Regions from separate parts of the Homo sapiens genome. Here regions 1, 2 and 3 are each linked to region 4. Evidence: chromatin loops called from intact Hi-C (ENCODE). Cell type or tissue: Caco-2. All regions are shown on one strand. Links, peaks and the distances in the headings refer to the core of each region. The heading gives the core; the rest is flanking DNA. Region 1 overlaps FRY (FRY microtubule binding protein). Region 2 overlaps FRY (FRY microtubule binding protein). Region 3 overlaps FRY (FRY microtubule binding protein). Region 4 overlaps FRY (FRY microtubule binding protein).

Region 1 (8,213 bases), core at 1,549-4,048, 83 kb after region 4:
TGAGACAGAGTCTTGCTCTGTCAGCCAGGCTGGAGTGCAGTGGCATGATCTCGGCTCACTGCAACCTCCACATCCTGGGTTCAAACGATTATCCTGCCTCAGCCTCCTGTGTAGCTGGGATTATTACAGGCGTGTACCACCACCCCTAGCTAATTTTTTGTATTTTTAGTAGAGATGGGGTTTCACCATATTGGCCAGGCTGGTCTCGAACTCCTGACCTCAAGTGATCTACCCGCCTTGGCCTTCCAAAGTGCTAGGATTACAGGGGTGAGCTACCGCGACCAGGCCAAACTGTGCTTTATTGAGATGAGGAAGACTGGAGGAAAAGCAAATTTTCATAGAGATGGGAATTCAACACGATTTAATGTTTTTCTTTTCGTATATCTGTATTCTGCTTTGCTTTATAATGAATAATTATAAATTAGTTACCAAGTAATAACTATGCAAGTAGTTACCCAAACAAGTAATTCTCACCCATTTGATCATGTAATTCATACTCACCAAATGAAATCATTAGAAAGTTATTTCTGGCCAGGCACTCACACCTGTAATCCCAAAACTTTGGGAGGCCAAGGTGGGAGGATCACTTGAGTCCAGGAGTTCGAGACCAGCATGAACAACATGTTGAGACCCCATCTATTTAAAATAATAATAATAATTTTTTAATTAGCCAGCTGTGGTGGCACATGCCTATAGTCCTAGCTACTTGGGAGGCTAAGACAGGAGGATCTCTTGAGCCCCAGAATTTGAAGCTGCAGTGACTTGTTTTTGTTTTTCAAACAGAGTCTCACTCTGTCGCCCAGACTGGAGTGCAGTGGCATGATCTCGGTCCACTGCAGCCTCCACCTCCCAGATTCAAGCGATTCTCCTGCCTCATCCTCCCAAGTAGCTGGGATTACAGGCACGTGCCATCATGCCTGGCTATTTTGTGTGTGTGTGTATTTTTAGTAGAGGTGGGGTTTTGCCATGTTGGCCAGGCTGGTTTTGAACTCCTGACCTCAGGTGATCCACCCACCTCAGCCTCCCAAAGTGCTGGGATTACAGGCATGAGCCACTGTAACCAGCCCTGCAGTGAGTTTTGATCAATCCAATGCACTCCAGCCTGGGTGCCAGCGAGACCCTGTCCCTAAAAAAAATTTAAAAATGAAAAATAAAGTTATTTTTACAAGCATACATTTTTAAAATTTATTCTGAAAACATCAAGTAGAGAAAACAAGTCTCCTCTCCCTGAAAATAAAGCACAGTTGTCTTTCTCACCCTCCAGATGATCCAATTTCTCCCTACACGGGCTGGTTGCTGACTATTACAGAGACCAAGCAGCCGCAGCCCTTACCGATGCCTTGTACTGGAGGATGCTGGGCCCCCCTGGTTGACTATCTCCCGGAGACCATCACTCCCCGGGGGCCACTCCACAGGTGAGCAGCATGTGTGGGGAGAAGGAAATCTTAGCTTTGACTGGACTTTTCTACCTATGACAAGAGAAAAACCTAGTCCAGGTCCCACCACATTAAATTATCTTATCAATCAGTGGGATCCTGCCTGATTTGACTGTCAGCTTCCAGCATATTAGCAGAGTTTGGTCAAATGTTAATCAACATTCAAAGCTGCCTGTGACCTTTGAATTTCTCCTTGATGTAATCTGGATATGGGCATGCATTCTGTGATGCTTTTTAGACTGTAAGCAACTTGATGAGAGGGACCTTGTCTTTGATTTCTCTTCATCCCTTAGCTCTTATTGCCTAGTGGCTAGTAGACTCTCCTTTATGTGATTAGCTCAACCAATGTTTCTTATTGTTGTGGAGCTCTATGCTGTGTTACAAGTTAAACTCTATTTCCCCCGAATAAGAGCCTTATATAATGTTTTAAAAACACTTAAGAGTTATATTGTACTGTAACTTAATGATCTACTAGTATTTCCATCCCCTTCAGAAGTTGCATTAATTTCATTATTTCATTGATTAGGTGCAATATTGCTGTAATTTTTATGACTGAAATGGTGGTGGATCACAGTGTACGAGAAGACTGGGCGCTTCATCTACCATTATTACTTCATGCTGTCTTCTTAGGTAAGACTGGATCTAAAAGGCATTCTAGCCAATCGGGTTAAAAATATACAGAAGTAATCCGTAGAGATTTCCTTTCACATTGACATCCTGTTTGACTCATTTCGGGAATATTCTATCTCCACCATTTTTCATTGCCCTTTTGTGACATCTGCTCTGAAATGTCAGCTACTTGGTCACTGTTTGAAATTGCTCTATTTCTACCATGTAAATACAGTGGTTTCTCACTAGTGCCACATCTACAAATATATCCAAAATAAGTTGGGCCTTTTTGAGAGTCTTCGGCTGAAATGGTAAATTTTAAGCTATGAGGCATAGTCAGCGTATAAAAAGAAAGGATATAGGACGGAGTGGGCCAAGCCCTGAGCTTTGTAGAGCAAAAATGGGAAGGGGAACCAGCCAGGGAAACTCAGAAATTCAGTAAGAAAGAGACTAATAAAATTAGAATCTTTCAGTAACAGGGATATCCAAGGAGGAGAACATCTCAAGAAGAAGGAATGCTAACCACATCAAATGCTACAGAGAGGTCAAGAAAAGTTCATCTATCAGCATTTTATGAGAACATTTTACTTAAGAAATAAAGCATTTTATTTTTCCTAAGCCCAACTCCTGTATGTTGGTAACCCAAACAATAACAAAGAAAACTAAACATTCTTTTAACATGTTCCTCCTGAGTATCCTGGAATCTTTACTATCCCTGGAATCTAAACGAGCTTAACGTTTGTTTATACTTAGATTCTACTGTTTTGTTCCAGGTTTAGACCACTACCGGCCTGAAGTCTTTGAACACAGCAAAAAACTGCTTCTTCACCTCTTGATTGCCCTCTCTTGCAACAGCAATTTCCATTCCATTGCTTCCGTGCTCCTGCAGACCCGAGAGATGGGTGAAGCTAAGACTCTAACCGTGCAGCCAGCCTACCAACCTGAATATCTCTATACAGGTAACAGAGAAGGACTGGTAGAGAGCCTAGGACAGTTACAAATGCAGAGATAACTAACTGCGGGTGCCAGTGGAGCCCAAGTTAACTTCTCTCATGCTATGACCTCCAACTTTCCACGTGGTAAATCAACAGTACAATAAATACACACCATTTCACTTGATGTGAACTTGCCTCTCAAAAGCTTTCTTTATTATTGAATATTTGAAATATATTTTTCCTGGTTATATATATGATTGCTGCCCCATTGAATATGTTCCTCCTGATGCATTGGAAATGTAAGTGCCCATTGGCCAGGAGCAGCAGTCTAGAACACCGAAGGATGAGAACACACAAAATAGTGACCCTTGCTACTGCCTGAGAGCAGGTCACAGCCAAGGTGCCGGATGTATCACTTGTGTGCCTTCTAGTGCCCATGAAGGAATTTTCACTTTTGAATGATTGACCTTTTCCTTGAAGACACCATTAGTGGGAGCCTGTTAAAAGCCATTGCTGTTTTGAAACCAAAAAAAATTCTTAGAAATAGGAACAGATGGCATTAACTGAGACAAAGAAATTACTCTGCCATGTCACGCCATTCATGAAAACGGGTAATAGTGGTTTTCATTTAGAACCAGAACGTTTAAAATATCTTAAAATGATGATGAAGATTACCAACTAACAGAGTTCAGGGACTAATTTTTTTTTTACCTATTCATTTTACACATTGCATTGGCGCCAGCTGTGGTGCGACATTTCACATGTCACTGTGTGCTTTCTGCATTACTGTGAAAAGGGTGCACCTTTTATTTATCACTTGTACCCACCACTGTATTGGCTTCTAACAGATGTTAACATAGTTGTTTGGAAAACAAATATGAAATCATCATTATCTCTAAGACCTAAGGCCTACTGACCTCAATTTAAGCACTTCACTTTGAACCAAGCTACACTTAATTGAAAATAACCTATCAATAGCCTCTTAGAAACACAAAACTCCCTTTGCTGTAGATGTTTAAACTGAAGAGTTCTAGCTGCTCTAAGTCCTGAGGATAAGAATGTACTTTCTTAAATGTTAGGCAGAGAAAACTGTAATATCTGATAAGTTGGGTATCTCTGTGTAATCAGTTTTGCATTTATTATACCACTGATATGGTATAAATGATTTAAAGTGAAGATTTACCAAAAACGCATACAATATTCATAGGCAAGACAAACAGTAGATAGCTAAAGTGACTGGCTCTACAGGACACAGGGAATAGGTGTACAAAGATTATGGGAAATGTTCTTTTTTTATAAATATTTATTAAGCACCTAGTTTCAACTATAGTTGCTTTAAATACACACTAAAAATGTGTGTGACAGAAATTATTGTCTTGACTTTATTATAATAGAACACTGAGATACAGAGAATTCCATAAATTCCCTGAGGCTACACTATAAGTGGCAGAAATGTTATTCAAACCCAGGACTCCTCACTTCTAATTCAGTATATCTATCAGACACACACCAGCACTACATACTTTTTATGATTATTAAATAGGGGAAAAGGGATAGTTGCATATATACATTTTCAAACCCACAGCCTACCCAGAGGTATAGAATGTCAACCAAGTATATAATGAAGAAACAGTATTTGCTTATGCCATATTTCTTTGAATACCATAAAACATATTCTATTAAAATATATCAATATACACATAATACTAAAGCTTCTGGGCACATTTACTCAAAAATATTATGTAAAAGTAACCAGCCATTAAGTGACTGGTATCCTCAAACAGGGTATCATTTCACATGGTTTTTTTTTTTTTTTTTTGAGACAGAGTCTCACTCTGTCTCCCAGGCTGGAGCGCAGCGGCGCGATCTCAGCTCACTGCAAACTCCACCCACCGGGTTCACGCCATTCTCCTGCCTCAGCCTCCCGAGTAGCTGGGACTACAGGTGCCGACCACCACGCTCGGCTAATTTTTGTATTTTTGGTAGAGACAGGGTTTCACCATGCTAGCCAGGATGGTCTCGATCTCCTGACCTTGTGATCCACCCGCCTCAGCCTCCCAAAGTGCTGGGATTACAGGCGTGAGCCACCGCGCCCAGCCCGTTTCACATGTTTAAGAAGACTAATACCCAGGAATAATTTATTAAGAGCACAGTTAGTAGATGAACTGTTACAGTTGAACTGGTTGTTTGCCTGGTCCATGCATGCATACAAACACGCATACATACCTTCCTTTTATAGAAAGTATCAACTAAAATAGCAGAGTAGAAAGCAGCAGATCACCTCCTATTCCCAAATACACACTCATTTACACAGCAGTGCAACTGATTTCCTAAACAAAGAAAAACTGTCAGTCTCATTTAATCATAGCCACAGCCGAAAGCAACCATTTTCTCCCCAGAATTTAAATAACTCCACACTTCCCTGCCCTCCTCTGTGGACCTCATTAAGCATGCTGACAAGCACACTGCCTAGTACATCCCTCCTTGACCTTCTTCTCCCACCAGGTGGCTTTGACTTCCTGAGAGAGGACCAGTCATCCCCGGTGCCTGACTCAGGGCTTAGTTCAAGCTCCACCTCCTCTAGCATCAGTCTGGGAGGCAGCAGTGGAAACCTCCCACAGATGACCCAGGAGGTAGAAGATGTGGACACAGCTGCTGAAACAGATGAGAAGGCAAACAAGCTCATTGAGTTTCTCACGACCAGGTAATAAGGGGTTAGGAGTCCGCTGCTGTTTGCAGGTTGGTCTTTCGGAAAATTGCCAACGCTTTAAACCACACAGATGGAAAAGTGATCCTGGGGTTCTAACAAAGTCCTGTTTCTCTTCTCAATTGCAACTGCTGGAGTCTGTGTGAACAGACACTGAGATACAGAGAATTACAATTTGTGAAAGGCAGACATCAATAGCAGTTTCTAGGATCCCACTGATGTGACAGTTGATGGGCAAGGGGATTTTGTGGATAATGATGATGCAGCAGATGGAGGCAGGAGATGGTAGTGCCCCACAGTGAGCATGCCTTTAGCCATCTATCAGAGCTGCCAGGGGTTAGTAGTTCTGAGACTTGGCAGAGAACTTCACTCTGGAAATCAAGGATATTAGCCATGATCAACCCAGAAGCAGCTGCCAAGGGGACCATTGTCTGTTCATCTGGTCCAAAGAGTCATTTGTAAAAGGCAGTCAGAAACCAGAAACAATAGGAAGCATAATAGGAAAGGAATCAAACTAATAAATCAAAACCAAGAAAAACTGCAAGTGGTACTGGTTAGGTCTTCTGGTTCTTCTTATTAACCATTTAGCTTGTAAGGCTTCAGGATTTCTAACACCCTGCGGTCTGGTAGTTGTGTAAAACATGCTTACTTGTGACTGGGTGGCATGCTCCCCTTTCTCAGTGAGTTAAGTCCTGGAAATCTACTCTGTGTATGTGTTATCTAATATCTCATGTGATCTTGCTTTCTTCAGCTAATGCATCAATTAATGCAAACAATAAAAAAAGAGTATTTTCTTTCCACAATTCATGATTCAGGTTATTTTGTGCAGCTCTCAACTTAATGTGGGATTTAATGTGCAGGAAGCTTAGGACAGGAGCTGATGGTGCCTACATACAGTATGCCTGCACATACAGGGTACTTCAGAGACCCGCATGATTTGTGGAAAGGAAAAGTATTGTCACCACTCACCATCTGTCAGTACCACGTGTTTGGAATAACTCTCCTCTGAAGTTCTCCCACCTGGCTCCATTCCATTCTTACTGTTGAAAACCAAGTAGATGACAGAGGCTGTGTATTCAGTTTGATTGTACGGTATTTGCAGCTTGATGTGATCCTGATAAAAGCCTTATCTCTGCAAATGCTAAAATGTGAAAATTGAGTCCATGTCTAAATCTTTATTTCACTTAACATTTGATATCATTTTACTTAACAAACAAACATGTAGCACTTATGATATGCCAAGCACTGTTCTGGTGAATTGGGAGGTTTTAATTTTGTAAATGAATTTAATTTAAAACATTTTAAAATGACTCTATAAATTAGATGTGTTTTGACTATGCTGATAAGGTTTATAAGACTGAAATGTACTTCCAAAATAATTCATAAAATTGTTTAAAATATTTTTTTAACTCACATTTTAAGTTCAAGGGTGCATGTGCAGGGTATGCAGGTTTGTTACATAGGTAAACGTGTGTCAAGGGGGTTTGTTGTACAGGCTATTTCACCAGCCAGATGTTAAGCCCAGTATCCATTAGTTGTTTTTCCTGATCCTCTCTCTCTTCTACCCTCCGCCCTCCAGTAGGCCCCAGTGTGTGTTATTCTCCCCAATGTGTCCATGTGTTCTCACAATTCAGCTCCCACTTATAAGTGAGAACATGCGGTATTTGGTTGTCTGTTCCTGCGTTAGTTTGCTAAGGTGATAGCCTCCAGCTCCATCCATGTCACTGCAAAGGATATAATCTTGTACCTTTTTATGGTGGCACACTATTCCATGGTGTATATATAGTTTGCTAAGGTGATAGCCTCTAGCTCCATCCATGTCCCTCCAAAGGATATAATCTTGTACATTTTTATGGTGGCACAGTATTCCGTGGTGTATATTTCTTTATCCAGTCTGTCACTGATGGGCATTTGGGCTGATTCCGTGTCTTTGCTATTGGGAATAGTGTTACAGTGAACATATGCATGCATGTGTCTTTATAATAGAACAATGTATATTCCTTTGGGTATATACTCGGTAATGGAATTGCTGGGTCGAATGGTATTTCTGTCTCTGGATCTTTGAGGAATCGCCACACTGTCTTCCACAATGGTTGAACTAATTTATACTCACACCAACAGTGTAAAAGCCTTCCTTTTTCTCCACAACCTTGCCAGCGTCTATTATTTTTTGACTTTTTAATAATCACCATTCTGACTGGTGTGAGATGGTATCTCACTGTGGTTTTGATTTGCATTTCTCTAATAGTCAGTGATGTTGAGCTTTTTTTATATAATTGTTGGCTGCATGTATGTCTTCTTTTGAGAAGTGTCTGTTCATGTCCTTTGCCCACTTTTTAATGGGTTTTTTTTCTTGTAAATTTGTTTAAGTTCCTTATAGATGCTGGGATTAGATCTTTGTCAGATGCATAGATTGCAAAAAATTTAAATATGTTATATGTTTGGAGTCAGGACTGTATGTGTAGTTTTAAAAATGCAAAATGACAGTTATATTTTTGACATTTTGTGTGTTTTGTTTAAGGGCAT
Region 2 (8,213 bases), core at 2,785-5,284, 56 kb before region 4:
CTATATAACCTGTTTTACCTACCTATTGAGAATTTTAATTTTGATGACTATATTTTTTATTCCTGGAAGTGCTATTTAGTTCTCTTTGAAAGTCTACTTAGGCTTCTTATTTTCATTGTATTTTGTTTCTTTTTTAAGATTACAACTTTGCTTTTATGTCTTCAATCACCTTGAATGTGTCTTTATTGTTCTGTTATAACACTACTTCTTGTGTCTGCTAACTCTTCTGTTTGTTGTGCCTGCTAATTCTTGCCCATGATGGATTTCTTTTTATGTACTTTGAAATTTTTTGTTGTGAATTCTTTCATTGAGCCTCTTTTTCTGTGAGTTTTCCTTGCATCCACGGTTGTGGGAGTGTTTCTCCAGCACGGTTTTGCTTTTGCCCCTTCTGTTGCCCAGAGTTATTGCTGTCCGGGGCCAAATATCTGGTTACTTTCTGCACCTAGAAGGTGACACAACTGTATATCTCAAACTTGTAAGACTTTGGCCTGTGGTTTCAAATTCTTGGATGTGAATTTTTTTTTCTTGTTATTTTACATAGAACTCAACCAGAGACCACTGGGAACATCGTTTCATCTTCTTTTAATGGTGCATAGATTTTTCTCTAGTCCATTGTTTAGGACCAGACTTTATGTAAGGCATCTTATTTTCTATGTCCCACCTCTCAGGGCCCACATCACTGTTTCCTATCCCCCAGTTGACAATAAAGAAAGCCTCTAGGATAATGAAACAAACAGTCCTCTCCCTGGATAGCTACTATGCTACCTCACTCCCTCCTGTTTTTCCTTTCCCTTTTCCTTTCTTGTGAACTCATTTCTATACCTTTTTTAAAAACAAAAATGTTATATTTCATTCAATATTTCCAAGCACTTACTCCGTGTGAGCTTTTGGGTTATCTGAGCCCATCGTCCTGCCTGTGTCCTCTGCAGAATTCTCAGTTTGCTTTCCATGCAGATAGAGCCAGAGTTGGCCTTTGCTCCCTGAAGCTCATGGTGAGGTGGGGTGTCCTCAAGGTGAATAAAAGGAAGAATAAGGGGCCTGTCACCAATTTTTCCTCCTCTGATCTCATCTGTGAATCTTCTCTAAATACAACCCTGTCCATTACATTTCTTGCACAAAACTTTCATTTCATTCTTTTTCACTCCTTGATTTGGCCCAAACTGATCTTACTCCCACCACATACCTTTATGAACCCAGGTTTCTTGTCTGCCACCATGCGTTTATGCATGCTGACCCCTCTTCCTGGAATGCCACTCAGCTTCTCATTCTGCCTACCCTTTAAGGCCCAATCCAAAATCTCATCATCTGAAAAGCTTGGCTTGATTTCTTCCCTGCTATCTCCACACAATCATGCTTATGATAAAACAACTTATACGTATCTGCAATTCTTTACTTTATCTAAGCTACTGTATCATTCTGTCTTGCAAACTATTCTGTCCTCATTGAATTACAGTAATTAGTATAGACTAAACTAGTAAATACCAGAATATATTACAGGTTTTAAGGGTAAACATTTTATGATACTTTCAGTTGTGCATGTGCATACCAGACCATAGTGTATTTTTTATGGTGGTGGGGTAGGGGCAGAGATTTTCTCTTAAGTTGAAGAAGCAATGTGTTAGCCTATAAGTTCCTTGGAGGCAATATCTGTGTGGGATGCATCTTGACACATACACACATGCAAACACACACACACACACACACACACATATCCCATGTCCCCATGTTTAGGACAGTGTTTGCGTATCATGGACAGTACATGCTTTTTGAATGAATGAATGAAACATTAATATAATAGCTTGAAAAGAATGTCTTTATTGGAACCTGTGTGTTTCCAGAGGTCATCTTGCCAACTCTAAACTAATAAACTAATAATAATAGATTATGTTCTGTTCTTTGCACAGATGAATGCCCTAAAATGTGCTGAGTACAAGAGGCATTGATTCTCAGCCTCCTACTTTCAGGCATCTAAGGATACCTCTTTATTCATTGATATGGTCACCTTCTCCTCACACTGACTCCAGCAACGGGTGACTCTTAGTGATCAGACACAGTATCAGAATATATGCTCTCATTCTCTATGAGTCTGTCTATATAGCATCTATTACTGTAGTCACAGGCAATTACCTTCTCAGTAAGCTCTTTCCAAAAACAAGACTCTCCAGTTTTTCTGAATTCAAGTGCTGCTATCAATTTTGACTTTGTAGATCAAATGGACAAAAGAGATAAAGTTAAAGACAAAACAGCTTTTCATTCTGACTGATCCGGATTTGACTCCTGCTTCCACCTCTTTAGTGTTGTGTGACCTTGGACCAGCCAGTCAACCTCCTTTTTTTCTCATTTGCAAAATGGAAGTAACAGTACCCAGCTCACAGGGTGGTTGAGAGGATTAGAGGGAGTGTGTGGAGCCCCTGATACACTCCTGAGCATGTAGGAGATGCTCATTTGTCCTCATCACCACCCTCCTCATTATCCTCATTGGAGGGCTGAGATGAATTTCTGGTATATTTCCTCAGAAGTCAGCCTGGTGCTTCCTCTCTTTGTGTTCACGCAAACATAATGGAGGCTTGAGCAGGGGACTTGACTGTCTCCTGTTGCCATTTATCAATACTGTCAGGTGCCTGTCCTGAGCTCTGCCATGGCATTGACAGAGACACAACCACAGCTCCTTTCAGCAGACCTGGTCTTAGCCCTCCAGGTGCTCATGCTTTGGGAGATGACAGAGGCAAACAAAGTACTTAAGAGAAGACAACACCCCCAACGATCTCACTGTATTTCCAGCAAAATACTTGAGTCCTACCCAGGTGTGAATTGTGAAGACCTAGGCGGTAAAACCAGAGATTTGAGGTAAGTCCGCCTCTGAGGGTTTTCAAAGGCTTTCAAAGAGGAAATTTCATTGGTTCTTGAGAGTAGGGGTCTCAGAAAAAAATAAGAACCGCATAATGGCCAGGCAGCCCAAAATATGAAAGGCTGGATTACTCAGCTAAGTAAACCAAGTTTAGAAAATTTCAAGAATTTTCAATCACACTTCTTAGGCTTTTGTCCACGCCCCTCCCTATAACTTGACCAATACACAAGAAAATTGGTTTTTTATTATAGCCCTGCCACTAACCTGTGCTTCTGGCAAAGTCACCTACGTGTGATCTGTCATTGTTTTCTCGTCTATGAAAGGATAGCAGCCAGGCCATTTTCACTCTAGTGTATAAAACAAATGAAATAAAAGCAGCATTCACTCTCAAACCCCTGGGTTTAAACTCTTAAATTCCCTGGGTTTAAATCCCTGGGTTTAAACTCACTTATTAGTGAGTCTGTCCAGGTTTAATCTCCCATTGTCCCTTCCAGGAGCTGCAGTGGAAGCTAAATTGGGGATTGGGCCAGGAATTCCATCTGGATCTAGTCTATCAGCATAAAATGTCATCGGGAAGAAGAAAAAGAAATTCTAACTTGCCTGACAAAGAATTACTCAGAAAGAAAGTAATTTACTGTGTTTTGATTTTGAAACCTGGAAAAACGAAAAGTTTTTTTTAAGTCTACTTGACTTAAAAAAAAAATCTAACTTTAATCTTGTCCTTCAGCAGAGACTAAGAATGAGAGCTGTGCTTATCTTCATCCAACACCCTGGAATTCAAAAACACTTTTTATGACGAAAGATGAGTGAAAATGGGGATTTTCATTATTGAGGTTGCTTGAGCCTTAGTAGCCTTGTTCACAAAATAGTTAACGGACAAGATGCAGGCAGGATATTTTAGACATTGCCCCTGTGCTGAGTTAGGAGCACAGGTGTGGGCTGACAGAGTGATAATTCATAAAGGTGCTAACTGTGTCATGCTGGAATGGAGGCTTAAAAATAATAGAACATGATCTAGCTGGTTTGCTAACATGAAAGAAGTAAACTCAAAGTAACACAAACTATTTTCTTGGGGTACACAGTCTGAAGAATCCAGGATGCCAAACTCTATTGCATCACACATCATGAATCTGTAATGAAATATGTCATGCTTAAGAACAAACCTGTAGGAACATCAGTCATGGCCAGCCGGCACAAACACTGAAAGGCCAGGCAATTAGCTAATGACAGCATTACTGCTTGCTAGTGTTGTTCCAGGTTCAGGCAGTAACGTTGTTGACATACCTTTGTTCCTTGGCCCAGAGTCTGAGGCTTCCAACTCCTCCTGTGTGTTGATGTTACAAAGCTGGCATCAGGACAACTCTCCTGTTACCCCTAAAGTTAAGTAGGACGCTGTGCTGTAATAAGGACACTGGTGGCCCACCACCAACAGATGGTATATGATGAATGGTTCTAGTCATTTTGATGAACGGGACTGTGGGTCTAAGTAAGCAAGTCCTTTGGCAAGTGACATACATACTCATCCCAGCTTCCTCTTGTGATTTTAGACCATATCTGATGAGAAGTAAGAGACTGAATTTAGGATACACCCTATTTTTAGGTGTAAAAGAGGTTTTTTCACCTCTGGGCCATCTAGAGATTGAACATTCATCCATAGTCTTGTATTTCATTCATTCACATGAGTGATGTGTGTGCAGACTTCTAGATATCAGAAAATATCAGATCCTTTCATCCGGAACCCTTTTTAGTATTTTAGTAATTTGTGAATTGGAAATTCTGCTGTGCTAAAGGACAGAATGACTACCTCTAATTAAGTTTGGATCTTTATATGGCAGATCTTCATAAAACTGATTGTAATTTACTAATCATCTTCATAGGCTTATCACCATTTACTAACCTCAGCCATATGATATTTCATAATATTTTATCATGCCCATTTGCAAGTTGGTTGTTTTTCTGCACTGCTCTACATGCCAATCTTCCTATACTAAGCAAAGGTTACATGTCTGTTGACTAAGGATGTGTAAATAGCAGAAATGCCAGCCTTAATGTCTTTCTGCACTGTGGATTCCAGTCAGCTTCCCAGAAGGATAATCAGCTAGTCTTGTTGGTCAAACTCCTCTTTAAATAGAGGCTGCTGTTGCTTCAACAGACCAAATAAGGGAAATATAGAGTAAAAGTAATTTCATGTAGCTCCCTGTTGAGTGTAGTGATAGAATCAAAGCAATGCTGTCCTGAAAAGAGACTAAAACATTGCTGGTCAGATAGGGAATATTTATATCACACTTGACAACATACTGGCTAGTTTTCAAATTATAAATAAATAACTTTTAAAATAGCTGTTTCTTAGCAAAACAGCTTAGCCTGGAACGTCCCTTAAATAATCTATAAAGACATTCACCAAAAACTTGAAAATTCACCCTAACCCAGAAACATAGCATTGTTAGTAGCTAAAAAGATTCAATTTAACTGCTGAATGAGGTGATCTTTCAGATGAGCTCATAAGTTTGTTTTCTTTATCATGAGTATGCTTGGAGACATGTAGATGAAACACATTTCTTCTGTGGCTCCTAAATGGAACTTTTTCAGATGTGAAATGAAATTTAATACACCACCATAGTTTGATTGAACCTTATAGCAAATAAATGATGTGAAAATATCACCAGGTAATAAAAAATATCAGAGGGCTTTTTACTTCAATTTAATAGTATCCAATTCAATTCATTCATGGATAAGGCCATAATTTTTATTTTTATTTCTGGTGACTTTATGAAGAGATTATCGAAGTTTCCTTTTTTTGAGAATACAAAACCAGACAAAGGTAATTCCTCATTTCGGTCTAGTTTTTCTGATGATATGTTCTTTGTACTATTTACAAAGACATCCTTTTTAATACAAACAAAAGATCATCTGGAAGTATATGTTTTAGAGTGACAGAAAATACCAATAAAAATACGTTCAATAATAATGGCATAATACCAAGTAACAATGGCTCATTCCTTAAGGTCACTGTGATGTAATATTGCTGTGTTTCCACACAACATTTTGCATTTTGACATTCCTGAAAATCATCAGTACAGTTTTCAGCAATAGCAAGTTTTACTATAGCATTGTAGCAATTTTAACCGGCACAAATTTTGATTTCTACGGTCATGCTAACAATAAGACTTGTTTTATTAGGTATTTTTACTGTTGCTTACATACATATCTAGTATATTCTGACTTTTAAAATTTCTTAAAACACAATATTCTATTTGATAATATTTCCTGATGCTTTTGGGAATTTCTACTCAATTCCTAAGTTGTAATCACATAGGTTGAAGGCAGGGGGGTTGGAATATTCCTGTAGGCTTTCCCAAGATGATTCAGCCATGAAGAATGTGAACATTCAAGGAAAAGACTATGCAGGCCACAGAGAAGGAATGTCTGGTGGGCACAGTGGCTCACACCTGTAATCCCAGCACCTTGGGAGGCTGAGGTGGGAAAATTGTTTGAGTCCAGGAGTTTGAGACCAGCCTGTGCAACGTGGTGAGACCCCCCATCTCTATCTACAAAAAATAAAAACAAAAAAATTAGCCAGGCGTGGTGGCACATGCCTGTGCTTCCAGAGGCTGAGGTGGGAGGACCATTTGAATGAGGCTGCAGTAAGCCGTGTTAACACCACTGCTCTCCACTCCAGCCTAAGTGACAGAGTGAGACCTTGTCTCCAAAAAAAGAAAAAAAGAAGAAGGAATGTCTAAGAAGTAGGAGGAGAACAGATGGGAGGTGGAGGGCAATTCAAGTGGAAAGAAGGGAGTGAACATTGCAGCTAAAAGATCCAGCATGAAAAATGGCCACCAGATTTGCCATTTGGAAAGTTACTGGGGTCCCTAGGGAGACTAATTTTAGTGGTGAAAGAAAGGCCAGATTGCAAGTAGTTGAAGACATTTTGAATAGGAGAGGAAAGAAAGACAGGAAGTGTAGACCACCCATTGGAGAACTGAATATGAGAAGAGGGTTAGAAAGGAAACCACAGCCGGGCGCTGTGGCTCATGCCTGTAATCCCAGCACTTTGGGAGGCCGAGGCGGGTGGATCACGAGGTCAGGAGCTCAAGACCATCCTGGCTAACACGGTGGAACCCCGTCTCTACTAAAAATATTAAAAATTAGCCAGGCGTGGTGGTGGGCGCCTGTAGTCCCAGCTACTCGGGAGGCTGAGGCGGGAGAATGGCGTGAACCCGGAAGTCGGAGGTTGCAGTGAGCCGAGGTGGCACCACTGCACTCTAGCAGCCTGGGCGACAGAGCTGGACTCCATCTCAAAAAAAAAAAAAAAAAAAAAAGGAAACCACAGCCAGAGGTGGATGTGTGGTCAAGGAAGGCACTACGATGAAAAGGTTTAAGCATGTTGATAGCTGAGAGAAAGACCGAAGAGAAGGGAAGGGTGGAAGACAGGGGTCACTGAGGAGCTGGCTGATGGAGCCATGTCCTGAAGGAGATAGGAAAAGATCCATCCACACACACTGTAGTAGACACTGAAAGTCTACTGAGTGAACATAACATGCACAGTTAGAGGGGTATATTGGGACAAATAAAATTGAAAAGACCAACAAAATAGAAAGTTACCCAGAAACAAACAAATGAAGGTTGTATCTTACATTTCTTAGTAGCTGCTGTAGTTCTTTTTTTTTTCTTTTTTAAAGAATGCCTATGAGAGCTGCTCTTTTGTTCAATTAAAATGAAGATTAACTTTGTAGCTGAATTTAAGTGAAGTTTCTCTTCCACTGTTCAAATAATGGATTTGTACTTAGGGTTGTTAAATGTGGCAGAGAAATAGGCTCCACTGAAATGAGCAAAACCACTGCAAATAGGACAGATTATCTCAAGAGATTTTGCTTAAAAAAAAAGTGCCAACATATTCTTCCAGATTTACATCTGCCTTCAGTTTTCATAGCATAGGGTACTGGGCAGCATCTTACCTGATAGTACCTTGGATTTATTTGTGCTGTGTCTTCTGTATCATTCTCTTTTGTTTCTTTTTCCCCAGTATTTTAGGTGAAAGGCAGCATTTATTATTTCGCTTAAGAAAATTCATTTTAATAACTAAATGGAATAAAAGGGGAGAAGTTTTGTCAGGGTTTTGACTATTTCTCATTAGTTATTAGAAACCTACTCAGGATGTCATAGGGTGATGTCCATTTTTACAAACTGAGGCAGGTTATCAAGGGGGCTAAGTCTTCCACCAGAAGTCCAGTGATCCATGCAGTCAGTCAATTGACATGACCAGAGTACATCTTCAAGATTAATCACACCAGTGGGGTGCCGATTACCCCTCATGATGGGGAAGTCATTTGGGGAGTAATGGTCAGTATTCAGAACTGTGAGTCTT
Region 3 (8,213 bases), core at 2,708-5,207, 73 kb after region 4:
ATCTACAGGAACCACCTCTAGCAGCAATACAGTGGTTGCTGGCCAGGAAAATTTCCCAGATGCTGAGGAGAACAAGATATTGAAAGAATCTGATGAAAGGTTGGTACACAAATTTGACTTAATATCCAGTGTAATGTTCTGCAATAATCTATACATAGACATCAATACAGGTTTGTGGAGTTTCATAAATTTTACACGTACATAAAAATCCTTCTTTGTTTTTAGAAACTCAGACTTACTTTCCAACTCTACTCAGTATATCCCTAAAGATAACAGTTATTTCTGTGCAAAGTCAGAGAAGAGAAAGATTAAGAAGGGTGTTGTTCTGGTGGTGGTGGAATTTCGCATACCTCAGGGCTTAGTAAAAACCATGAGTTGTTCTGCTAATGGACACAGACCATCTGGAATTAGAATTGCCATGTGAAATTTTCGAATCTGATAGTTGAATAATTTCTTAGGGATAGAGTAGTCATCTTGAGATGAGTTCTATGAAACATGATTATTATTATTTTACTTTTGCTTTGTGCTGTCTTGGTTAACCAAAACACTATCTTTTCCTGCTAAAAAAGTCTCCGTTCCCTCCACATTAGCTCTTTAATAATAATATTTCCCCTATATCTCAGCCTTCTTATTGCCTTGCCTATGAACTACTCATCAGTAGTCAAATCAGAGTCACTCTTTCCTGCAGTTGATTGTGAAGAGCAGGGAGACAAACCAGGAGAGAAAAACAAAACTCAATTTAAAAAAAATGAAAATTAGGATGATCCTCACGGTGCTTCAGCTGAGCATTTTATAGTGAAAGGTAATGAGGGAGCCCTTTTACTTAAGAAATTAGTAAAAAGGATGAGATGCTCATGAATTCATATTAAAGGTAATTTAGGGGATCCAGTGGTGAAAATAACTCACTTAGCCCAAAATGCCCCAGTAAGCCCACAGTGCTTCCTGAGCATCCTGAGGATTTCATCATGTGTATTGGGGCACAGTAGGGGCTGGCGTGGAGATGACCTGGCACAGGGCTGCCTGCCCTTGGGGCTCTGAAGGCTCCTTCCCTAATTCAGGCACCAGCCAGATTCCTCACTGCATCACTGGGCAGCTGTGTTACCTTCAGGCAGATGCTCATCCATACGGGCTTCCCTTCAGACTAAAAGCCCAAACCCAGCAGATCACGAATTATAGACCTTGTCCTTTGAAGTTCTCTAATAAAGCCTTTTATTTCTTTCTCAGGAATGAATAAAGGTTTTTATATTCCACATATTAGTGAAGGTACAAGATTATTAATTAGCATGTTACTTTTTAAAATCTATATTTGCTATTAATATTACCTTCTTTGGAAAACTACCTCATGATAAAAGTCACAGTATTTCTCTAAAGATATTTTTACTTTCTCACTAGACTATAACATTCTTGATCATTTATTGTTTTGTCTGAGTTTCCTGTCTGAATTTTATTTGAGGTAGAAAGATGATAGATCTCCATGTATTACCATCTCATTACAAAGGCCTGTTTAGGGCCAGAGTTCTGAGTGTCCTGCCTAGAGGTTTTAGTGGTGCCTTTGAACTTAAGAAGCCAGTAATCTCTCTAATATCAAGATCACAGAACATCTTCAAGAGAGATTTTCTTGTTTAGCTCTTACTCCTGCTCTGTCACCATATCTCTGCTGGTCATTGGAAAGCCTGATGCAATTATCTACCCATATATATCACACATATTCATACATGTCAGATTCTTTTATACTGATATTTATCTACCTATAACATTGATTGATCATATTCACATATATGTGCAAACATATGTCTATGAATATGCTCTCCCAATGGACACCACTATTCCGTTGATCCCATATAGCACCTACACTATTTGTCTACTGTATTCTTTTTTTTCTATGAAAGTAGGCTGTGCCCTCAGCCTAAAATCCTTTTTTCTCCTCAGTCTACTTATCACCCTTCCTTCCTTGTAATCCCTGTCATGTTGATATATGGGTGCTTACAGACACACTTAACCACCAGATTTTAATTCCTAGAGAACACAGAGAGACTGCGTATCTCTTACACCAAGCTTGTCCAACCTGCGGCCCACAGGCCACATGCGGCCCAGGACAGCTTTGAATGTGGCCCAACACAAATTCATAAATTTTCTTAAAAGATTATGAGATTTTGAGTGTGTGTGATTTTATTTATTTTTTTTAGCTCATCAGCTATTGTGTTAGTGTAGACAGTTCTTCTTCCAGTGTGGCCCAGGGAAGCCAAAAGATTGGACACCCGCGTCTTACACATATTTCTATCCTCAGTGATTAGTCTACTGTGCTGTGCATAGTAGGCATTTTAAAGTGTTTATTTGGTAAGTGAATGGAAATAGGAGAAATGTCATATCCCCAGAGGTGGATAAGCTGTCCAACCACCACCAGTCCGCTTTCCCTTACCCTTTCAGTAACCCATCTTGGAGGACAGCAATTTACTCCTTTCTTTACAGTCCTTATAGGCAAAGAGCCTACAGAGACAGTGTTGTTCAGAAACACCACCCCAGGCTGCTGTGTTAACACACCTCAGGAGTGAGGCATCTCTTCCACCATATCCATTGTGAGGGAAGCACCATATCCATGGGCTGAGGGAAGCACCATGGAGTTGGACAAAATGACCGCCTTGGCACCATGTTCTTTACAACTAGATTAATGGTTCTTTGATGTGACTCAGTAATATTTAATAATGCCGTTCCTACTGACAAAAGCACAAACAAACCTTATAGCTTAAGTGAAAGAACATTAAAACAAGAGTAAAAGAATATGTGCCAAGCTAATGGGAGGGTAAGACAGTTGGTGTCTTAATTCCTGACTAAGGAAAACTACAACTTAACATTAACCTAACCTTGAGGCCCCAGTAGCCAAAGTAAGAAAAGAAAAATAAAGCAAATTTTATAACATTCAATTTTTTTAAAAAAAAGCTATTCAAGTTAACAGTAATCTATGAAACATTTCAAAATAGCTAGAAGAAAATAATTTGAATGTTCCTAGCATAAAGAAAAAATAAATATTTAAGATGATGGATATCCCAATTACCCTGATTTGATATTTACACATTAAATGCCTGTATCAAATGATCACATCTACCCTGAAAAATGTACATCTATTGTGTATTAATAAAAATTTTTAAAAACTATCAGAAAATGTAACAGAAAGTACACCTAAGTCTAAGATTTTTCATATAGTTTATTTTACTAGGCATCAAAATCAACATATATTTATTAAAAGAGTAGTTTATAGCAATTTTTAAAGTATGCAGAAAAAATCTTCATAAGTTTTTGTTTTTGTTTTTCAGACAGGGTCTCATTCTGTCACCTAGGCTGAAGTGCACAAAATCACAGCTTACTGCGGGCTCAGCCTCCCAGGCTCAAGCAGTCCTCCTGCCTCAGCCTCCCAGGTGACTAGGAATACAGACATGTGTCACCACACCTAGCTCATTTTTTTATTTCTTGTAGAGACGGAGTTTCACTATGTTGCCCAGGCTGGTCTCAAACTCCTGGGCTCAACTGATCCTCCCACCTCAGCCTCCCAAAGTGCTGGGATTACAGGTATGAGTGACTGCATCCAGCCATAAGTATTTTCAATATATCAATCTTAATAAAAGATTTTTATAAATTTATATGCCCACAAAGGGATTTTTCATAGAAAGCTAAAGTAGTAAACCTCACCTGTATAAATTTTGAACGGTCTATGTTGAAACAGAGATAATTTCTATCTAAATTGATAGTGTTGATATACACAAATATATATTAACTATCAGTTATCTAAGTATTATTAATTTGAGCTAAATCAACAAGGTAAAACTGAGGGGAACATTTCATCCTTCTAATTTTTCTCTTATCAGAGCTATTTTCATGAGGTATTTCTTAAGGTATGTACCTTTGATGTTAAAAGACATCAAAGATTCTACTTAATCCTTGAAATTCTTTGAGGGACCAGACCCAAAATAAGCTTCTTCAACCCAGAAAAGCAAAGGAAAATAACAGATTTTACAGTTGGGAGTCAGTTTTTTACTTTTTCCTTGCCAGACATACACTTTGCTACACTGTGGCTTCAGTCTTCTCCAGAACAAGGAGAACAGTCTGGAAGGGACTTGCTCCTCCCCTTTATTCCAGCCTCATAAACTCCACCCAGCACCCCTTTAAATCCAACTCAAAAGGGAAAAGAGATGAGTTGTCATCCATCCTGTAGTTCTTCCGGGTGCAGGCCCTCCAGGGCACAATTTAAAACCCGACATAGAGCACAGTTCATGGTAGCTGGAAGTGCTGTGGCGCTCTCCACCCGACGGAAACCTGCAGATGTGCCATTTTTTCATCACCCTGCTTTTGTTCCTTTCTGAATGATGTCTGGGCCTAGCAGATGCTGTTTATCACTTTGCATTTATCAGCATAAATATGATTAAAGAACTTCTTCAGAAGGTAATAAGTTTGTCCTTTTTCCAGTTTATTTTCATAAATACCAGTCTGATTTAGTTGGCCGATTTGTATGAAACTAAGCCAATGTCTTAGATATTCTGTTCTTATAGATTCACAAATGCCCAAAAGATATAACAGTGAAGAAGGTTTGAGGTATGAAGTTACTGGGGAAAAGATAGCTGTCAGGATGGGGGAAATGTTGTTGCAAATATCTAAAAAGTGAATGAAACCAAGCTCATTACAGTACATTTCTGTAATTCAGCAAATCCAAATCACTGATGCAGTGCCCTAAGGTTGTACACCTGGGACAAGATGGGCATCTTAATGGTACATCCAGGAGTTTTTGCTGAAACGTTACTCTTTCTCCACACATTAGTAAGGACAGCAATAGCCCTGCACCTTCCAGTGTCCCCAAAAGAAATAGAGTATTGATCTGTTATGAGTTAAGTCAGAATACCCGGTGAGTAATGTAGAGGGACACACCTATTTTGGCTTGAGTTTTCCAGGTATTTCTAGATAGCCTTAGTTCTTTGTTTTGGCTACATATATATTAAGTTGATAAAACCTGCTGTGTATCATTTTATATAAAATAAATATAGACATACCATTTTGCCCACACTGCCCCTGAACCACACCCTTGCCCTACCTTGTAGTCCTCTGTTTGAGAAATATGCTATTGATTTCTTTCTAGAAATCCTAGATAGAAGCATAATAACTAATACCTTATAGTCCGACAGTGTCTTGCAGTTTTGGAAACACTCTCAAACATCCTTTCTTTTGTTCCCCCAAATAACCCTAATTAAATAAAAGACAGAGTATTATTATGATGCCCTTTTTGCAATTGTGGAAATAAGTTCCCCAGGGAGGTAGAGGCCTTGGCCATGGTTACAGAGCCAGTGAGAGAGAGCTCAGCCTTAAAGCTCCACGCAGGGAGTTGGCATGGCACTGAAGGCCTCCTGCACTGCCACCTCCCTGCGGTCAACACTAGACAAGGTGTATAACTTCGCCTCCCCTCAGTTTCCTCATTGTAGAATAAATAATGCTTATCTCAAAGATGAGTGAGCAAGATTAAATAAGATGATGTCTATGAATTAACTATACTTCAACATTTTTATTTTCTTTGTTGTTGTTGTTTTGTTTTTGTTTTTGTTTTGTTTGTTTTTGGTGGGGGTTACTTCTTAACAAGCCACAAGAGAGGCCAGACCAGAGAGTCTTTCTGGTGACATTACTCCCCAACTAGGACCTTTCCCTGAACACTCTCAAACTATTTTAAGAGAAACTTTAATTCTGGGTAAAGTCCAAGATTTATTATAAAGCTATTTTTGTGTATTTCCCATTCTATGTACTTTGAGTTGTTTAATCATTCAGGAAATATTTATTGACCACCTACTGTGTGTCAGGCTATGTAAATAAGGGAATCATGTTATTCAGTATCATGCCCATTTTCTTTCCAAAGCAAATGTTACCATTTTCTAGTTCAGTTGAAATATTAGGCTTAAAATTTTTATCTTTTCAAGGTTTGGACTTGTGCTTATGAGCAAGAGTGACCACTGACCCTCTCAAGGAAACAAGAAATGTTTGGGGTACAATTTTTACAGCATTCCTTTAAGAAAAGCACCATTGGCAACTAGCAGCTGAAAAACCAACTGCTAAATCATAGTGTCAGTTTATGAGTAAGAGCGTAGGCTGGGCACAGTTGCTCACGCCTGTAATCTCAGCACTCTGGGAGGCCGAAGCGGGCGGATCACGAGGTCAGGAGATCGAGACCAGCCTGGCTAACATGGTGAAACCCTGTCTCTACTAAAAATACAAAAATTAGCTGGGTGTGGTGGTGCACACCTGTAATCCCAGCTACTTGGGAGGCCAAGGCAGGAGAATTGCTTGAACCTGGAAGGCGGAGATTGCAGTGAGCCAAGATCGCACCACGGTAGTGCAGCCTGGTGACAGAGTGAGACTCCAACTCAAAAAAAAAAAAAAAAAAAGCGCATATGCACACATGTTAATATTTCATTCTGGTTGTTCTTGTATTTGAAGGTTTAGTAATGTCATCAGAGCCCACACTCGCCTCGAGTCAAGATACAGCAATAGCTCTGGAGGATCCTACGATGAAGATAAAAGTAAGTACCAACAGGCTGTGGGCTTTCAGACGGAACGCAAGTGGTCAGAGGATGGAAAATGAGTGTTCTGATTGTTCTTGGTCTGATTACTAAAAGGGCCTATAGATATTAAGTAACCATTTAATCCACCTATGCAGATGAGCATAGAGTCAGCATCCTCAAAAGTTAAAAAAAAAAGAAAAAACCATGGACAAATCAAAATTATAAAAATTCAAACTACCATCCACTCCTGTGTTTCTATATATATACATATATATATACTTTTTTTTTTTTTTGAGACGGAGTCTCGCTTTGTCGCCCAGGCTGGAGTGCAGTGGCACCATCTCAGCTCACTGCAAGCTCCGCCTTCTGGGTTCAAGTCATGTTCCTGCCTCAGCCTCGTGAGTAGCTGGGACTACAGGCACCCACCACCACGCCCAGCTAATTTTTTGTATTTTTTAGTAGAGACGGGATTTCACCGTGTTAACCAGGATGGTCTCGATCTCCTGACCTCATGATCCGCCCGCCTCGGCCTCCCAAAGTGCTGGGATTACAGGCGTGAGCCACCGCGCCCGGCCGTGTTTTTATATTCTTGACATTTTTTCTTGGTGATGCAGCTGGGGAAAATACACTAAGTCATAGTCCCATTAGAAAACACATGTTGTTGGCTGGGCGCGGTGGCTCACGCCTGTAATCCCAGCACTTTGGGAGGCCGAGGCGGGTGGATCACGAGGTCAGGAGATTGAGACCATCCTGGCTAACACGGTGAAACCCCATCTCTACTAAAAAATACAAAAAATTAGCCGGGCATGGTGGCGGGCGCCTGTAGTCCCAGCTACTCGGGAGGCTGAGGCAGGAGAATGGCGTGAACCCAGGAGGCAGAGCTTGCAGTGAGCCGAGATCGCGCCACTGCACTGTAGCCTGGGCGAAAACAAATGTTGGCGGTTCAACATTTCCACCTATCTTGCGAGTGGGTTTAACCTTGAAGCTTTGAAATGCTGCTCACTCAGGATAGGATCTGTTCCTATGTTGAATTTCTCAATGGCATAGTCTCCATAGCCTATTGAAAGCCTTGCTAACCTGGGAGTTAGCTTTGTGACAGGAATTTCTTCTGGTAGTTGGGAAAACCAAAAAGGTCAGTGCATTTACTGATTTTGTTTAAGCCCTGGACAGCTTCTGTAGATATTGAGCAGATACAGAGTATTAATTGGTCACAAGTTACAGAAATTCTGAAACCAAAGAACGCTCCCAGTGACATTTCAGATTTGCTAAGGGAATCAGTATCTTGTGGGATTTATTCTTTTTTGTCAGAAATTGTAAATATACTGACATTTCATGAGTTAAGTTCATTTCGTAAGTTGGTGCTTTGAATTGTTGTTTTGAATTGTTTTGTTTTTACAGAAATGTGCAATGTCAGGTAAGAACTAGGTAGTTCCAATAAGGCCACATTTCAGCTACCCTTGTTCTACTTCTGAATGCACAGACAGGCAGTTCTCTACCATTAAAATACTAATGGAAGGCGTGTCTAGAATCCATATGTAATTATCATGCTCTAATGTAGGTTAAGTTTCAGCTATGTCCCTATAAAACCTTCACTAGAGCTGTCAATAGGAAGTAAAATAAAGCTGTTTGTGTTTTCCTTCCTTTGTGTGTCCCCTCAGGGGATTGTACCATCCAAACACTGAA
Region 4 (8,213 bases), core at 2,981-5,480:
CAGTAAGGCCAGAAAGAGGATGTAGAGTGAATGCTATAGAGACTGAACCACATTCCAGAATTCAGTTCAGCAGGGACTTATGTAGTGTCCACTATGTGAGGTGTTAGGGAAGGTGCTGAAAGTGGGAAGGAGTGGGGAAGGCAATTCTATAAAAACTAGATTATTCTAGAGTCCCTGTGCTTGACAAGCTTAGAATTTCATTGGAGGATATGTAATGAAGTTTCAAAATGCGTGATGCAGACAGTGAAGGATGTAAAAGGTAGGAGCAGGGAGATACCTCTGAGAGTTATAAAGGTCACATACCCCACGAATCACGAAAGAAATAATTAGGCAAAGTAAGGCAGAAAGGCAATGATGTCTTATTTTATGGGTAATAATCTATTTGAATTCACTACGTCAAGGCTAAAAGATATAAAAATATCCTTGATAAGATAAAAATGAAATAAAATTGTATTGCATATATTTAGAACTAAACCTAGTAGGGATTTGAATGGACCGTTTAAAAAATGTTATTAATATTCAGAAAACCTTCCAAACCTCTTGAGTCCTTAGTAAGGAAGAAATACCTGAGAAAAAACTAACACAGCTTCAAAGATATACTTTGTCTTGAATTGCTGCAGTATTTTATGGGATTTAGAGCCAATTCTACCATTTCATAAGTGACCACCAAACCAACCCTTCCCCGACGCACCTTTCTGCACCCTTCCCTGCCTTCCTTACCCCTCCCCAGCCACAGATGCTTCAGGATAGTGAACTTCGCACCTGAATCCCACATGCTGACCTTTGGTAGCCACCTTTGATGTATTCTGTAGAGGTGAGCCATCAAGGGGCAGTGTGGCAGAGCAGAGCAGAAGTGTGCGTGAGCGTGAAAACCTGCCCACTTTCAATGTAAACAAGCTCTCAGGGTCAACACTCACTTAATGTCAGTGCCCTGGTTTATTCCCAGCATTAGTCAGTCAGAAGCAGGTTGCTTTGGGAGCACAGACTTGAAATCTTTAATTTTTCTACTTAATTAACTTAAGCATCTATTAGTAATATTCCATTATAAATTGATGAGAAATGTATAGCACCTTTTCACTGAGACATTCACATCTTTCAGGAACTCTTGGTCCGTGGTGACCAATACTTTTTTCTTCTATGTATTTTATGTCAGAATCTGAACATATTGTGCTATAAAAAAATGCATTCCCTTCACATCTGCCATACAACACCTAATTCTGACAAAAGGAAATATGCTTTGTGAACTTGATTTAATAGTACTTTTAAAATGTTGAGTCACCATTTGCAGATGAGAAAAAAATTAAAAATTTAAAAATTAAATGAAATGATGTTCATAATACTATGTGCTAGTTTCTTATCCTTCAAAATAAAATGAATTGGGAGAATTTAAAAATTTCTTATATTTTATAAAAATGAATATAATATACCAGTGAGGCCCAGATTATTAAAAAAAAAACAAAAACAGAAAAGAAACCTCAAAGGTTAAGAAACACATGAATTATTTGATTAATAATAATAATAGCTCTCATTCACTGGAGATACATTATGAGCAGGTGAGTGGTAGAGGCTTCCTATACATTGTTGTGGGTATCATGGCAATGCCACGGGCTACACTGAGTTTCCTTATGCTTTCATGAATGTTGTTTATGCATTTCCAAATATTTGCTCAGATAGCAATACTGCATCTGAAGGTTAGACATGATTCAGTTTAGTTTCAAAGTTGGAGAAACCAAAGTACAGAATGAGAAAGAATACTCCTTTTTTCTCAGGGAGTACTTATGCTAGGACTTAAATCCATTCCGTCAGTTGCCAACAATTCTTTATAAGTAGTCTACCAGGCACAGTTCTAGGTACTGGGAATAAGTGATGAGTAAGACAGTAGCACTCCCTGGTCTCTTAGACCTTGTAATTTAGTGGAGGAGACAGACCAACAAGCAAATAAATAAATACATGAGAAGAAAAAAAAACAGATAATGATAACTACTCTAAAGAAAACCTAATAGATATTAGGATTGAGAATGACGCATTCAGGGAAGGCAGGCAAGGGAGGTACAAGCAGGGTATTTGATTTCCAGAAAAATCTCAAAACAAGTGTGGTTGCCATAAATATATTTGATGAAGCTTGTGTATAGCACTTCAATATTTGTATGTAATAATTGCAATGAAGTTTGAATGCTTTTTTCAACTTTTCACATAATAGTAAGTTTATTAATGTTATCTTTATCTTGTAAATGGAGACATTGAGTAATATATTAAGGATTCCACAATCATTGCCTGAATTAATTAAAATATATGGCATTTATTTTAAAATGACTACTTTTCTCTTTTAAATACCAAATTTAAATGGTATAGTATAGCTATTTTAATTATTAATTTTCAAGATGTAGTTATTCCGCTTTACTATTAATCTCATTTCTATAATCTTGAGAAAATCTGTTTCAGATCTACAAAAATAAAGGCACATTTCAAAGATTCCAATAATGCACATAAACTGGACGTAAAAATTAATAATAAGATGACAAGCACGTTATTTTCCATGAATGCCTTATTTATCCAACCATTCAATAGAAAAATAATTGCCATAAAAATGTTGTTATGATAATTTTAGAGATTATCCTAAACTGTAGCAATAGGTTATTTGGATAATATACAGTCATCAAACCCGGTGAATCATAATCAAAGTAAGTTGATTCAAGTATCAAAAAGAAATGTCAAAAAGATGTAAAGTATTGCTGTGATATGCAAAATATAACAAAGAAATAGATTTACTTAGATGGCTTTCTCTTTGAAATGGAAGAGAAAACTGGAAGGTATTTTAAGTATAACAAAATTAGTAGATGACTAAAATTATCTGTCTCACTAGGTCTTTACCTTAACATACATAAGAATTCCTACAGAAGCCTGTTATAAATGCAACTTCTTGAAGCCCACTTTCTGAGGTTCTGGTTCAGAATATCTAAGGTGCAACCCAGGAATCTGCATATTTATAAGCAGCACAGGTGACTTGGTGCAAATAGTCAGCTGACGGACCTTGAGTAACATTGGTCTATACCACTGATTGCATCACCAGCCAAGTTATCAGTGAATTCACTTGTCCCCACTTGTTCCCATTAACTCTGAATTGTTTTAACTAAATTAATTAAAAGCAAAATTTAAAGGAGGTAGGCATGTTATTAGATAGGCTGACACATTCCATGAAGTCAGTGACTGGCAGTGAGGTGAGATGCAGAGGGTCCAGGGAAGATCTACTCTGAAGCCCACTAGTTTCTTGAACAATTGTATCAATGAACCTCAGAGCCATAATAAATGCATACTATTAATTAATTATTGGTTAATTAATTAAGGGAGATGCAGATTCCAACAGAAGAATGGTTTTTTTTGATCTTGAAGCAAGTATCTTTGACACAGAAATCAGTGGTTTGAGACATATGCTGAAATGTCTGCATCCTGAAAATATACATCAAGCACCTATTCTGTTAGCTGCTAAGGAAATACAAAGACAGAAGAAGAAGAAGTGCTGTCTTCAAGTAGAGTAGGCACCAATAGCATATGTGTGCAGCCTCCACATACTATTAAAGTGAAGTGGAAAATTTAATGCTTTAAAGCCACTGAGGCCAGATTGCCTAGGTTCAGATTCTAGCACTGTCATTTATTAGCTGTGTGACCTTGGGTAAGTTATTTGACCTCTCTGTGCCTAGAATCTACTCCATACATTGCTGTGAAAATTAAAATGAGTTAATATAAGTGCAGCATTGATTAAAATAAAATACCTGCCCTGGCAAGCACCATGTAATACATACATTCCAATTTCTGAGAAAACAATACTTATTAGAGCCTAAGTCAATTCCTATCCCAGCTGTCGTTTACTAACCTGGTTTACTGTCGTTTACTTTGAGCAATTTATTGGGCCTTCCCTCATTTATAAAATCCTTCAATTGACATCTTGTTATGTGAAAGCACATCTGAAATACCAAAATTCCATACAAGTGCAAGATATTTATTACTGTCATTATAATATGAAAATTAGCTTCACCTACATGGCAAAGTTTGTCTTTCATATAGGTCCTGTACAAATGAATCTAGTTTATGCATCAAGTTGTTCAGCTACTACTCAGATTGTTTTTGATTTTGAATACTTTCTGGTTTTGTTTTTAATATATAACCTGCTGTATGGTAGTCACTGAGGACACAAAAATGAACAAATCAGAATGCCTGGAACTCACTGTCTGGTAGGAAACATTCAAGTAAAGGATGTCTGTTTCCTAGAAAACAGAGAGCAGGGGTGCTTGGTAGCCTCTCCAGAGGATTGGGACAGGAGTAGAGGGGCAGGGGAATGTAGTAAGAGGAGATGTAACCTAATTGAAGTTATCCAAGTAGACAAGGATAGGAAGGCATTCCAGGCATGCAGGGAATTGCAAAAGGGATGTTGCAGTGCAAGGTTCACCTACCACAAGGCAGAGGCAGGAAGTGGTACAAGGGAGCCAGGTCACAAAAGGCCCCTCATGTGCTATATTATGAAATTTGGACATTGTCCAGTAGGTGATTAGAAGCCTCTTAAGGACTTTAAATGCAGGAAAGTAAAAAAACATGTTTGTATTTTCAAGAATATCATTTGTGCAAGAATGGAAGAGAGGCCAGAAAATCCATTTAGGAGGCAGTTGCAATGATCTGATATCATCTTGAAATGCTAAAAACCAATTAACAGTACATAATCCACAGACAAAACAAACTAAAACCTAAGTTTGCTACTTTGCTTTTCAGTGCATATGGAAGCAAAAATAATCTCAAAAATGTTCTTAAGAGTGAAAGAATATTAGTCACAATAAGATGCTAGAAAAATGGTAGACAGGAGGGACAGGACAAATATTTTAAAGAAGTTGAAGTTGAAACAGAAGACACTAATGTCAATCAGTTAAACTAGAGATCTCGGTTATGGTCTACAGTGAAATTGAGATGATACTTGCCTTCCTCATCATGATACACAATGAGAGATTATGAATATGAAAGAATTTCAAATGATATGCTATGCAAATATAAACTGTTATATATATCTTAAAAAAGGAAATTCACAAAGGAAAAGATGTTTCTACTAGAAGAGAAGCTCCTTAAAGGCAGGGGCTACATTTCCCTTGTTTGCTGCTTGATGGCAGGTGTCTTCTACATAATAATACTACAGGCAGGTACAGTGTTAAGTACCCTATGTGCATTAACTCACTTAACTCTCATACATTCCTGTGATGGAGGTAGGATTATCATCTGCATTTCACAGACAGGGAAAATCAGACCCAGAAAGATTAAAATGCTTTCTCTAGGTGGCCACACAGCTAATAAATTATAAGGCAAGGATGGATTCAAACCCAGGCAGTCTGTGTGTGGAGTCTGCTTTTAACCACCATGTAAGTACACCATAGGCATTTGCTGATTTGGACCAATTGGAAGACGAGTAGTCAGAATTTCTGAAATTTTTAAATGAGCGAGTATTTTAAATGCAGCTTTACTAGTTTCAAGTCCCCTTTAAGTAACTAAAACATTTGACAAATTTTACCTGTTATATTAACAGGCAAAAAAAAACCAAAACAAACAAAAAAAAAAACTTCTACATAAATGTGTGCTTCTAAAAAGCCAGGTTTTTTTTTCTCCATGAAGCTAAACAAATAGCTATAAAGTTCATCTAGAATAAACACGCAAGAACATCTTGGAAACCGCTAAAAATTAAAAAAAGAAGCAATGGACTATATGAAGTAGGCCATACTAGATATTAACACATTATAAAACCTGAATAATTAAAATGATGTTGTATTAGTACTTGAATAGACAGACTAGTAGAACAAAAGGAAATGTAGAACAGACCTAAATGTACATGGAAATTTAGACTTTTAGAATAATGACCACACATCTTTATTCAGTAACAGTTTAAAGATAAACTTTATCCCAGATCATTTCTAAACAATTACGAATTCTATAAAAATCAGTACCTAAATTATCTACACTAAGAAGAAAAGAGAATCATATGACTAAATAAATGGAGACAGACAAGTAACATAAAGGCAAAAGACCTATCAGAAAGTTAAGACACTGAAAGACTGGTTAGCAAACATTCATTGACCCCGTGCAGAACAGCAGAAATTTTAATAGATCTTAGGGGTAAATAATGTCCCCTTTTTTCAGAGAACCTATCATTTATGTGGGAACTGATGTTTAAACAAGATCTCCCCATAGGTAAGGAGTGGAAGGGCTATGCTAGATGTATGTGTGAGAGTCAGGGGACACTCAGGAGGAAATAATTAGTTTTAACGGGCTGGAATTGAAGGCATCAGGGAGGAACAGAGAAGGCTTCACAAAGGAGAGGACATCCAAGCCCACTATAAAAAATGAACAGGGTTCACTTGGGAGAAAAGAAAGATTCAGGAATGGGGGTGGAAGGACACTTCTATCATGGAAATAGAATGAACGTGGCCTAGCTAGGGTTTACAAAGCTTGCGGGAGAGTAACAGGATGGGAGGCAGAAGAGATAGGTTAGAGCCAGCTACTGACTAGTCTTGTATGCCAGGCCAAGAAATGTTAGCTTGATCCCACAGGCACCAGAGAAACTACCGATTCTGTGATTTCTATATAGAAAGGATTATAATCGGTGTAAGATAGACATCGGGGCAGGGATTGACTTAGGGAGACTGTTAGGAGGGTACTACAGCAGTCCAGATGACAGTGTTGGGAGCCTGAGCTATAGCAAAGGAAATGAGAATGGATAAGATGTCAAATTCAAGAGAAATTTTGTGGACAAAATCTATAAAATTGTTTGAAAGGATGGAGTGAGAGTCAGAAGTAAGGAATGGAGGAATGAAGTGTCCACAGATGATGAAACCCACACTCCCCTCTCTGACTGATTTGTTTTTTTTTTTTTTTTTTTTTTTTTTTTTGAGACGGAGTCTCGCTCTGTCGCCCAGGCCGGACTGCGGACTGCAGTGGTGCAATCTCGGCTCACTGCAAGCTCCGCTTCCCGGGTTCACGCCATTCTCCTGCCTCAGCCTCCCGAGTAGCTGGGACTACAGGCGCCCGCCACCGCGCCCGGCTAATTTTTTGTATTTTTAGTAGAGACGGGGTTTCACCTTGTTAGCCAGGATGGTCTCGATCTCCTGACCTCATGATCCACCCGCCTCGGCCTCCCAAAGTGCTGGGATTACAGGCGTGAGCCACCGCGCCCGGCCTCTGACTGATTTGTTAATGCCTGGGTGCCCACAGCTGGTCTCCCTGCCTCTGCTCCATTCCCCATGCTGCAGACATTGGACTTCCTCTGTGGTCTCTCTGATCTCATTGGCTGCCTGTCACCATCATGAGAAGCCTATTCTCCTCATGAAAGGTGCCTCATGTAGCCCCTGCTTTCCTCTCAAGCCTCACCACCTACTGCTCCTTCACCTGGCCTTGCACTGGCCCTTCACCAGCATACAAAGGATTCCCAGGCTCCAAAACAGGAGCCCTCTGCTCCTCCATTTCTCTCAGATTCCATGTGCTCTTGCCTCTGCCTACAAACCTCTCCCTCCCACCATTTTTTTTTTTTTTTACACCTTTCGAAGTATCTAGGGCCACAAACTGTGGCAGGCTCAGCATAGTAGCTCAAATGTGTGTGCATTATGAATGAGTACAACAAAAATGGATTTAAGGTTCATCTGAGTTTTTTTGTTGTTGTTGTTTGTTTTTGTTTTTGTTTCTGTTTTTTTTGAGACAGAGTCTCGCTCTGTCGCCCAGGCTGGAGCGCAGTGGCGCCATCTCAGCTCACTGCAACCTCTGCTTGCTGGGTTCAAGCAGTTCTCTGCCTCAGCCTCCCAAGTAGCTGGGATTACAGGCACCCGCCACCAGGCCCAGCTAATTTTTGTATTTTTAGTAGAGACGGGATTTCACCATCTTGGCCAGGCTGGTATTGAACTCCTGACCTCGTAATCCACCTGCCTCTGCCTCCCAAAGTGCTGGGATTACAGGCATGAGTCATCTGAGTTTTTATCTGCACCTGGAATCCTTTCCTGACCCCATTCCTTGAGTTTGCCATATGTTGCCCTTCTTCCTATCCTCTTGCTTCTGTCCCTACCAGTTTTTCATACTGTTGTAGAGTTGACTCCCATCCCCCATAGATTGTGAACATCTTAAGGGAAAGGATTATCTTTTATCTCTGCATCTCAGGTTCTAGCACAGTACCTAGTACACATTAGTCTCAATAAATA

The links. Hi-C counts contacts between places; a loop is a spot of excess contacts. Peaks named below come from ENCODE experiments on the same cell type or tissue, not always from the same donor. Only the 100,000 strongest peaks of a DNase experiment are listed, where the experiment ranks them.
Region 1: it touches region 4 in a loop (4-fold over the local background); 2 of 110 quality-filtered maps call a loop at or near these places.
Region 2: it touches region 4 in a loop (2.5-fold over the local background); 3 of 110 quality-filtered maps call a loop at or near these places.
Region 3: it touches region 4 in a loop (5-fold over the local background); 3 of 110 quality-filtered maps call a loop at or near these places.

What each region holds. Positions count from the first base shown.
Region 1 is chr13:32,222,971-32,231,183 of GRCh38, forward strand. It overlaps FRY (FRY microtubule binding protein), which reads left to right. Exons shown (of 61, transcript NM_023037.3): 37 at 1,265-1,415; 38 at 1,963-2,066; 39 at 2,819-3,004; 40 at 5,486-5,684; 41 at 8,209-8,213. Among named protein-coding and RNA genes, the nearest start is that of ZAR1L, 88 kb to the right of the region's middle. In Caco-2, for the core only: no CTCF peak of the experiment used is centred there; a DNase peak (open chromatin) is centred at 2,861.
Region 2 is chr13:32,083,206-32,091,418 of GRCh38, forward strand. All of the region lies in intron 2 of FRY (FRY microtubule binding protein), which reads left to right. Among named protein-coding and RNA genes, the nearest start is that of FRY, 56 kb to the left of the region's middle. In Caco-2, for the core only: no CTCF peak of the experiment used is centred there; no DNase peak of the experiment used is centred there.
Region 3 is chr13:32,212,284-32,220,496 of GRCh38, forward strand. FRY (FRY microtubule binding protein) reads left to right here. Exons shown (of 61, transcript NM_023037.3): 35 at 9-99; 36 at 6,466-6,548. Among named protein-coding and RNA genes, the nearest start is that of ZAR1L, 99 kb to the right of the region's middle. In Caco-2, for the core only: no CTCF peak of the experiment used is centred there; a DNase peak (open chromatin) is centred at 4,218.
Region 4 is chr13:32,138,639-32,146,851 of GRCh38, forward strand. The region is part of intron 11 of FRY (FRY microtubule binding protein); the gene reads left to right. Among named protein-coding and RNA genes, the nearest start is that of FRY, 110 kb to the left of the region's middle. RefSeq lists a silencer at 694-988 and an enhancer at 4,171-4,672. In Caco-2, for the core only: no CTCF peak of the experiment used is centred there; a DNase peak (open chromatin) is centred at 4,443.